2 separate regions of the Mus musculus genome follow, and region 2 is linked to region 1. A link is a loop called in an ENCODE intact Hi-C map of the cell type or tissue named here. Cell type or tissue: gastrocnemius. All regions are shown on one strand.

Region 1 (5,000 bases):
ACGCCAATCTCCTTGCTCCACATTCAGGTATCAGCGCAGAACGCAGAAGTACACCATCTGGTTTGAGCCAATAGCTCCGTATTAACTTGGAGGCTAATTACATATAACCTGCCTGCACAGGGCTGTACCCAAAGGCTTGTGTCAAGGGCGTGCCTTGATCTGATTGCGACATCCCTCTTTAATCCCTCCCCTTCATTGTTTCAAAGACAAGGTCTCCCTATCCAGTAGCCTTGGCTGCCCTGGAATTCTCTGTGCAGGCTGGGCCCCGTGGAAATCAGCTGCCTCTGCCTCCCAGGTGCAGAGACTGCAAGCACGTGCCACCAGGCTTGACTAAATAGACATTTTCTTCTTCAAAACTAATTGTTTAGAATCGAACAGAGCCCAAAGCCAGGCTAGAGGGGAAAGCGCTTTGTCTCCTGTAAATTCCACCTTCCCTCTCCCCTTGTCATCGTGTTTCCTGCGGTTTCACCTTGAAATAAGGAAACAAAAGCTTCCCTGTACCACGGCAATTGTGTGGCCATGGAATACACTAAATGAAGAGTGACCTGTGCTCCCTAACTGGGGTGAGCAAAGGTAACTTGGAGGCTGGACATAGGGAAACAGTAGTGTCCAACCCCACCCCTACCCCCTTCCACCTCACCCACCCACCCTCCGACAGCCCTCACCTACCATGCTAAGCTGCTTGGAGAAGCCAGTCTCAAACCTCAGCCTTGGAGGAAAATCGCTACAGGTTCAGCATAGATGTCTGAGACCCAGTCTTCAACAAACCAACAAAACCCAAAAGCTTAGCCAGTCCATCTCCACTTTGGGTTTTGATTTGCCAAAATGAATTTAGTTAAAACATTTGAATATGAACTGCAACCCCATTCGAGTTAAGTTCTAAAGAGAGTATGTAAAAAAACACGGATTTTACAAAATTATTGATTGATTGATTTAGAGATAGAATCCAGTTATATGGTTCCGACTGGCCCAGTACTGCTGTGCAGACCAGGGTGGCCTCAAACTTGCAACAGTCCTAAGTCAGGCGCCAGGATGTTAGCCATAGATAGATACATTAGATAGATGCATATGCCACTATGGAAACTAATCGACTTTGTCTTACCTGTAAGTATTTAGTAACGATGTATCTACTGGGTATTAACTGTCTCTACTGCAAACCTGAGCCCTCCCATTTTACAGACACTGTGGAGAATGACTGACTTCTGGCTTGCCATGGCTCCTTCCTTCCTGGCTGAAGTTAGCAGAGGAGAACCCCTCATCCCACACTATCCCCACCTCCTCCAGCCCACCAGGAAGGACCCTTTTCACAGACATAGTCATTGAGCCTTGAGAGCTCCTGAGACAAGGTCAAATACAAGCTGGAAACTTGGGACATGAGGTCTAACCCCAGAAAGGCACAGCAAAAGGATAGGGGTCCCCTTGTCTGCCTTTCCCGGTGGCAAGAGGGGCTAATTGGAACAACTAATGTTATTCAGAATGTTCTAGTTGTCCTAACACCAGGAGCTTAGGTTAAGTGCTGTAAAACCAGCAAACAGCACCTCACCGGGATGTGACAGAGCACCTACACAGAGTGGCCCACTTTATACACCTGGGCCAGCTGACAGACGCCACCAGCCCTCAGCTACCAGAGTCCCCACTCCTAGGAAATCTGAAAACTGAAAACCTTCCCAGAAGCACACCCCGGCTCCAAGTGCTCTGGGCAGGAGGTACCACCAGAGATGTCCTGTCCTAGAATGGGCTACTGCTGAATCAGCTGCTGGCCTCCTCCCCTGGGTCCTTCCGATGGAGCCTGTTATTCCTTGCTCTTCTGCCGAAGCAAGTAATTATGTCTATTATTGGAGCAAGTAATTTGTTATCTAAGCATTTGTTCCACTGTGGGCTCCTGGAGGGCAGGAACTATTTCTTTGTGTTTTTACAGTTTTTTTTTTTTGTTTCAAAATATTTACTTTATTTTTAAACTTTTTTGTTTTTAAAACGTTTCAATTGAAATAGAATTACATCACATCCCCCTCCCTTTCTCACCCAGCCGCCCTGCGCTAAATTGATAGCCTCTTTTTCTTTGATTATGTTTGTCACATACAGAAGCCGTCTGTAACTATAGCTTGGAAGCAGCTGGCACAGCACTAGAGAGAGGAGTGGAGCCCTCTACCTAACGAATCCCTTTAGCGCCCCCTGTCCTGAGATGCGGCAGTGCCACCCAGTGGCAGGCTGGGTGTACTGAGGCTACTTATGCAGTCCCTTTCCAAAAAGCAGGGTTCACCTGGAGAGCTGCCCCCCCATACACACCCTCCTCAGCCAAGGCCAACAAGAACACAAGTGGCAGAGAGATGTGTTCTGTGCCTTTGGACTTTGGAGGTATAATGAGCGGCCCTTGAAAGGGTCCCTAGCGTCTTCCCCCTGGCAAGGCCTCCATTTTCCTGTTTCTAGTCAGCCAAACTCAGTCTCTGGGATGGGGAATGTAACTCAAAGCCTTTGCCTAGTATTCACAAAATCCTGGGGCTGAGCCCTAGCACTGCATAAAACCAGGTGTGGTCATGCATGCCTGCAACTGAGGCGGTAGATACAACAGAGAAGAAAGGTCTCCTGGAAATGGAACATTTGAGATGTTGGGAAGACCTCTTCAGATAGCAGGCATGGAATCTACTTTTGAAGGAACTCAGGAGTCTCCACTCCTGTGGTAGACCCTTACTTGTGACTATGGAGGCAAACTCCAACTTGGACCAGGGAGGGACACTGAAAACACCTAGACAGAGCCCAACAGGAGTCAGCGGCACAGAAAAGCACAGTTATTATCTGTGAACAGGTTTTTTGAAGCCTTTTTACTAGAAGCTGGTAGACCCCTCTCCTTGAATCTGCAAGTTTGCTTCTGAAGTTGGGCTTGTGGACAGTAGGCACAGCCATTAGCACACTGTCCCTCCGAGAGACTGCTTCTCTTTGTGTTCTTATGTCCCTTTCTTACCTGTCACTTGATCCTCCCCATATTTCATTCTTATTTTATCCCGTGTGTGTGTGTGTGTGTGTGTGTGTGTGCCCGCCCTGCACGTGTGTCATGGTATGGGGGGGGGGGGTGTCAGAGTTCAACCAACATGTGGGTGGTGGGTAGGGAGGCTTCACCTCTGTGAAAACAGAGGTGCGGCCTTTCCCATCTCTGCAGCCTGGGTAGCCAGCCTATCCACACTTCACTTTTCAGAGCCGTGGTGGTCCTCTCTGGGTGGACTGAGGAGCCTCTGTAGGTAGGATGTTCCTGTGGGTGGAACTCTCCAGGATCCACCACTCAGACCCTGAAGCAGATGGGCCCCCTGCGTGTAAAGTTGGCACATGATGTTCCCAAGGGCAACCCAAGGCTGGGTGGGACCTGTGTGGCCAGGGAAGGGAGCCTCAGTACACCAGGTAAATACTTCCCTACGCCCCAAATCCTCAAAGGAATTCTTTGTTTCTGCACTCCTGTGTTGACTTAGCTGAGGAATGCAGGGTGTCGCAGAGAAATGCTCACTGGCTTGTTTTTTTGTGGCTTGCTCAATTTTCTTATATAATTGGCTGGACCCTCCCACCTCAATCATCAATCAAGGTGTTCATACATATTAAAAAAAAAAAAACTAAGGGACCTCCCAGGTAGTCTCAGAATAATTAACCACCCACAGAACAGCACTAGGCAGATCTCCCCTCCTGTCTTCTCAGAGTCTGTCTCTGCTTTGGTCCCTGAGTGATGACTAGCTTGTGAAGCCTAGTTCCATTCACGAGTCACAAAGCATTGCTTCTCCTGTTCCCTATTCCAGACTCAGTATCCTTCACTTTGTATAGAAGGCGGAGCTGATAGCAGAAGTCCTTGGAGAGGAGGGCTAGTGAGGTGACTCAGCAGGTGAAGATGCTGGCTGCCCTACCAAACTACTAGTCCGTGTGGGACTGTCCTCGGGGCGATGCGGAAGTGCCTGCACTGCCGGAGGTAAACAAGTTCCTGCCCCCACCGAAACAGGAGCAAACAGGAGGTTCACGTTCCCACCGCTTTGCAACACTGTTTCAGTACCTCCCCTCCCCCTCTTTCCCAGGCGCTAGCTGATGGAGGCCAACACCAAAGAATGACCATCATCTCCCCCACCAACGCTGGCGAACCTTTCTCTTTTCTCCTGGGTAATAATACTGTGTCCCAGGCTTGCTCAGCGGGTGGCCATAGGAGTCTGGGAGACCCGGTCCAGTGGACAGGGTTTTGGGGTTCCGCTTAGAGTTGCTTCAGTCTATAGAAAGCTGAGCCGGGCTCTGCCTCTTCTATCGCATGACCCCCACCCGGTGGTGGTGTCCCCAAGAGGAGATCACCCGGATTCCCCCCACCCCCTTCTACCTCTGCGCAGAGGGAACGCTGCTACTTTCGGAGTTGTACTCCTTGGTCCGGGATATTCCTAGACCCTGCGCCTGAGGGGCTGGGAGCGCAGCGCTTTGTTATTCAGCCGGAAAGATGCCCCAAGAATTAAAAGACTTTATAAAATGTAGGTTGACTACACCACCTGCACCTGCCTTCATTGTTGCTCTCTCACAGAATTTCAGAAATGCGCTAGGCCTCCTGGTGCATGCCTATAATCCGAAGGCAGGACTCCTGGGGTTTGAGGCCCTGTGACACGTAGAAAGACCTTGTTTCAAGAAATTTAGAAATACCAGCATATTAAAGACGCCTCCCCCCCCCCAAAAAAAAGACATATCCAAAACTATGGGTCTTTGGGCTTTTGTACGACTCCTATTAGGAGTTACGAACACGTGTGAAATTACCTCAGATAGGGGACCAAAAACAAACGAAACAACATTGCTCCTAAATCCAACTTGTTGAGCAAATAAGTAAATTACAGTCTGGGAACTGATACTCTCAGAAGAGGGGGGAAAATCACATCTATATTAAAGATTTTGCAATACCAATTAACTGATTAGAACTTTGTGATTTGGAGAGTTGGAATGTTGCAGAGCCAAATTTCTTGGACTACTTCAGTGCCCTTAGTAAACATTCATTATCCATC
Region 2 (5,000 bases), 75 kb before region 1:
CTGTATACTTCCCAGCTATGTGGTCCTTTACCTACATCTGAGTCTTGCCTTGGCTCACTCTAGTCCATGTTTGTCCTCATGGCTGCTCTCTCAAGAGACCTCAATGGAGAATCCTCCTGGTTTATCCACATGGTCTCTCCACATCTTCTCCCTCTCTCCTCTCTAGTCTCTTTCCAGGACTGGAATAGGAAGTCCTGCCCTATTTCTGAGCAGCTAACTAGCTGATCAGCTCTTTATTACCCAATCAGAGGTGATGGGAAACAACTTTTACATAACATTAAGACCGGAGATGCTTGGCCATGCCATTGTCCAGACTGCAGATGTCTAGGCATAGAAATCAGCATCTGAATACACAGTGCACAAAACCGTCCGGTATAGGTATATGAGCCTGCCTGGGGAGACTGCAGAGATGGTAAGGCATCAGATTCTCTGGAACTGAAGTTATGAACCACTATGTGGGTGCTGGGAACTAAGAACAACAAACACACGTAACCACTGAGCCATCTCTCCAGTTCCAAAGAGGACAAAATTTTAAAAAGCACAATCTTTGGGAGTGGTGCACAGTCCTAATCCTAGCACTTGGGAGGCTGAGTCAGGAGGCAAAGAAACAACCAAGATAGCTATCCTTGGCTAGTACAATGTAGTTCAATGACCTGTGAGTCTTCACATAAAAACTACTGAAGGATTAGATTACTTCTCAAATGGTTATAAACATTTTCTTCTAATTTAGAAGGAAGAGAACCTCATCTTCTAAAAATGACTGCTGGTTCACACGTTATATCAAGACTGACCTGTAACTTGGTGTTTCTCATTCAAGTAGTCTTATAGTTTTCAAATGTTATTCAATATCAACTTCATTTCTCAAAGTGAGTCTTAACGTTTCATACTCCAGAATTTAAGTTCTATTGCTCCAAGATACAAAAATAGACCTAGCTCTCACTAGAGACTCAACCACTAAGAGGACCTTATCATTGAGCCTACAATCTTGAGACAAATTTTATTATTAAAAGAGAATACTGTGAGCAGTGGTGGTGCACACCTTTAATCCCAGCACTCAGGAGGCAGAGGCAGGCGGATTTCTGAGTTTGAGGCCAGCCTGGTCTACAGAGTGAGTTCCAGGACAGCCAGGGATACACAGAGAAACCCTGCCTCGAAAACAAAAAAGAGAGAGAAAGAGAGAGACAAAGAGAGAGAGAATTGAGAGAACTGAGAGAATCCTTACCTACTAGTACTTTCCAATCCTATGAGACCACAATTTGAGGCTTTGAGAATGTTTCAATTTTTTTCAAGTTTTGTGCTACTTCCAAAGGGTTTAATTAATTTCTTTTGAGTATTTCCCTCATAAAACCATCTGTTATCAGTACAGTTCTAAATGTCCTAAAAAAATCAATCCTTATGTCTGTATTACATTTGGATTTTCAAAACTAAAACAAGATGTTTGGTATCTCTGTCCCAAAGACTCAATAGTATAAAATTATCACATAAATTACCATATGCTAGCCTAGGGTTATATTTCAGTGGGAGAGCTTACTTACATGCAATTTGAATTGGGTTTGGAACCCTGAACTCACATGCATATAGCCACATGCAGGCACACACATCAACATGTAATTAAAAATAAATTTTATATATTTCAAACTAAAATGGAATATTTAGGAAAGAGCCTACCCTTTAATTAAAGCCTGAGAAAATTTTATATATTAAATACATATTATTTTTTATTATATATACATCTTACAATTCTTACCTGCATTATTAGTACTAGACTGACTATCCTGGGAATTGTCGCTGCTTTCAGGAGGAGGCTGCTGGGAAGGTGATGGAGCTGTTTTAGTTCTTTTTTTGTCTTTCTTTCTTTCCACTTGACAGTCGTCATCATCATCATCTTCACTTTCGCTGAGATCGTCAAAGCCAAAATATTTAATTTTGTAATTAGAACTTCCAGAACCCCCTTCATCACCTCCTGTCTCATCATGATCTTCAAAACCAAAAAATTCAAGTTTAACATCCTTTTTGGATTTAGTATTACTAGGTCGAAATCTAGTAGTGGTCTTGGAGGTTGCAATATCTGCCTTTTTTCTGAGCCGGCCAGCCTCTCCTAAATCTGCAGGAGTGGATGCGGTGAACTCATCCATACTCCGTTCCATAGTATCCTGGATGGTAACATTACACACTGACAAGCAAGATGGATGTAAAACAGTGTAATCTCTAGTCCGTCCAACTGTTCCTCGAAAACTGGTCCCACAACTTGCACTACCTTTCTTTGCCTGATTCAGGCCATCTTTACTTGATTCACTGTTTGCTTTGGCTAAGGACTGACTGGTGCCATCCATTAGCTTATCAAAATTTGATGCTCCCTGTGAGGATCTCGCTTTATTGGCCCTACAGTACGTCCTACAGTTGCTTGGCCTAAGAACACTTTGTATGATATCTTCTTCAAAGGTTTCATTTAGATTTTCCAATCCTCCAATCCGATTTTTTAAATCCTCGTCTTTCATCTCCAAAAGAGACTCATTATCCAAACTTAAAATACAGTCTTCTGACCTGATATCTTCAAAATCATTATCCCATTCATATAAACCAGTTCTTACAGATCCTTTGACTGGACAACTTTCAGATGGAGACTCTGTTCTTTTTCCAGACTGGGAGTTCCAAGTATCATTTGTTTCTTTAGTTTCATCAGCTTTATATTCAGAAGCCACTGCGGTTTCTGCATTGGGTTTCTTAGTACTATCTTCAGCATTTTTGTGAAAGTGGTGACTATTTTTTTCATGTTCTTCACTAAAATTCTCCACTTTATCTACAAAAATGAAAAATATGTCCGGTTAAAAACATAAATGTCATCACTATGCAAATTAACAAATAGCAGGGCTATCTGAACAGTAGTATAAAATAATCTTTTTTTTTTTTTTTTTTTTAATTTAATTATTTACTCTATGTAAGTACACTGTAGCTGTCTTCAGACACTCCAGAAGAGGGCGTCAGATCTTGTTACAGATGGTTGTGAGCCACCATGTGGTTGCTGGGATTTGAACTCCGGACCTTCGGAAGAGCAGTCGGGTGCTCTTACCAACTGAGCCATCTCACCAGCCCCAGTATAAAATAATCTTGAAATAAAAAACAAAAAAGTTTACACATTAGACTCTCCTACTGTCAGTAGGTACAGCTGCCATGTCTTCTAGTAGCCTGTCCCTGGACACCCAAGCCTCTTAAAACTGTTATGCTGAACTCAGAAGAGATTTTACAATTAAGAAACTGAATCAACTGAGGATAACATTAAATGACATTTATGCTTTCAAGTAACAATGCTTAAATTTAGTAGAACTCAAACATATTTAACATTGAGTCACATGCCTTTAAGGGGCATTTGTACTTACCTGAAATAGGACTGTTTATACAGTATGTTAATTTTGTCTAGAAACCTGCCTACCACAAGCTTTTCTAGTTATTTCTATATTTCATATAATCCTAAAAGCCACATAATTTCTTAACAGTGGATCTGGTACCTATGTAGTGTATAGTGCCTATTTATGAATATCAACGAGTACTGCAAACTTAAAATGACTACTTTATATGTGAGAATTTCATTTTTGTTGCCTTAAATTTTTTAACATCAGAAGTAATTACTTTTTTTTTTTTTTTTTTTTGGTTTTTCGAGACAGGGTTTCTCTGTGTAGCCCTGGCTGTCCTGAAACTCACTCTGTAGACCAGGTTGGCCTCGAACTCAGAAGTTGGCCTGCCTCTGCCTCCCAAGTGCTGAGATTAAAGGCATGCGCTACCACTGCCCGGTTAAGTAATTACTTTTTTACCCTCCAAGTAAAAGGCAGCAATATGACTCAAACTAATATCATGGATTCCCTGAACATTAATTAATGGGTAAGCACTGGCAAATATTTACTCTATGCCAAATAAAATATTGCCTCAAGAAAAATACATCTAAATCTAAGAAAAACAATTTACAAATAAATCTTTTGTTTTGTTTTGAGATAGGGTCTCACTATGTAACTCTATCCTGGAACTCATGATGTAGACCAGACTGGCCTCAAACTTACAAGAGATCTGCCTGCCTGCACCTTCCAAGTGCTGAGATTAAAGTCATATGCCACAACACTCTCCTTATTTACAAGTCTTAAAGAACACACTTGCAAATACAGCCAAAAGCAATGTTTTATATGGATAAATTCACTATATAATTTTTGATGCTACTCAATGAGTTTAAATATAATTTAACTGTGTCACAGGCCTGTAATCTCAGCAAGAAGATACAAAGTTAATTACAATCCTGGGAAACTTAAGGCACTGATTTAAAAGAAAAAGAAAAGAGAGGAGTGAACTAATTTAACTCTAGTTAGAGCACTTACCTAACATGTCTAAGATGTACTAAGCTATACTACACCTCATGTTTATTTATTAGTATATACGTGGGTACACATGTTCCATGATGCTGGGAACCACCTCTCCAATCTTCAACTCATTTTTATAGCTGTATAGCCTTCCACTGAGGGGACTTTGGAGGGGGGTAGTTAATGGGGTTGTAGTATGTTTTCATTTTGAGAAAGGTTTTCACTATGTAGCACTGACTGGCCTACAACTTGCTATAAATCATGCTGGCCCTAAAATCATATAGATCCACCTGCCTCTGCTGGAATTAAAGACATGCTAACACACACAGCTTATTTTTGTTTTCCTAAACAGGGTTCCCTTTTGAACCCAAGATAGCCTCAAACTAGTAATCTTCCTGCTTCATGTGCATAATAGCAGGCTTCTACTATCTTAATTTCTCAAAAATGACTTTCTGTTTTAGGTGTAAACATTATTCTAATTTAAAAACAGATCTAGCCGGGCGTGGTGGGGCACACCTTTGATCCCAGCACTCGGGAGGCAGAGGCAGGTGGATTTCTGAGTTCGAGGCCAGCCTGGTCTACAAAGTGAGTTCCTGGACAGCCAGGGCTATACAGAGAAACCGTATCAGGAAAAAAAAAAAAAAAAGAACAAAAACA

What was found. Peaks named below come from ENCODE experiments on the same cell type or tissue, not always from the same donor. Only the 100,000 strongest peaks of a DNase experiment are listed, where the experiment ranks them.
Region 2: a loop joins it to region 1, with 2.8 times the contacts of the local background. A loop is called at or near these places in 2 of 42 quality-filtered maps.

Annotation. Positions count from the first base shown.
Region 1 is chr14:34,614,195-34,619,194 of GRCm38, reverse strand. Gm52113 (a long non-coding RNA gene) reads left to right here. Exons shown (of 3, transcript XR_003951117.1): 2 at 3,777-3,943; 3 at 4,047-4,584. Among named protein-coding and RNA genes, the nearest start is that of Gm52113, 3.7 kb to the left of the region's middle. In gastrocnemius, no CTCF peak of the experiment used is centred here; a DNase peak (open chromatin) is centred at 2,190; H3K4me3 peaks cover 1,045 bases.
Region 2 is chr14:34,689,482-34,694,481 of GRCm38, reverse strand. Wapl (WAPL cohesin release factor) reads right to left here. Exons shown (of 19, transcript NM_001004436.4): 3 at 1,748-2,800. Among named protein-coding and RNA genes, the nearest start is that of 5830448L01Rik, 17 kb to the right of the region's middle. In gastrocnemius, no CTCF peak of the experiment used is centred here; no DNase peak of the experiment used is centred here.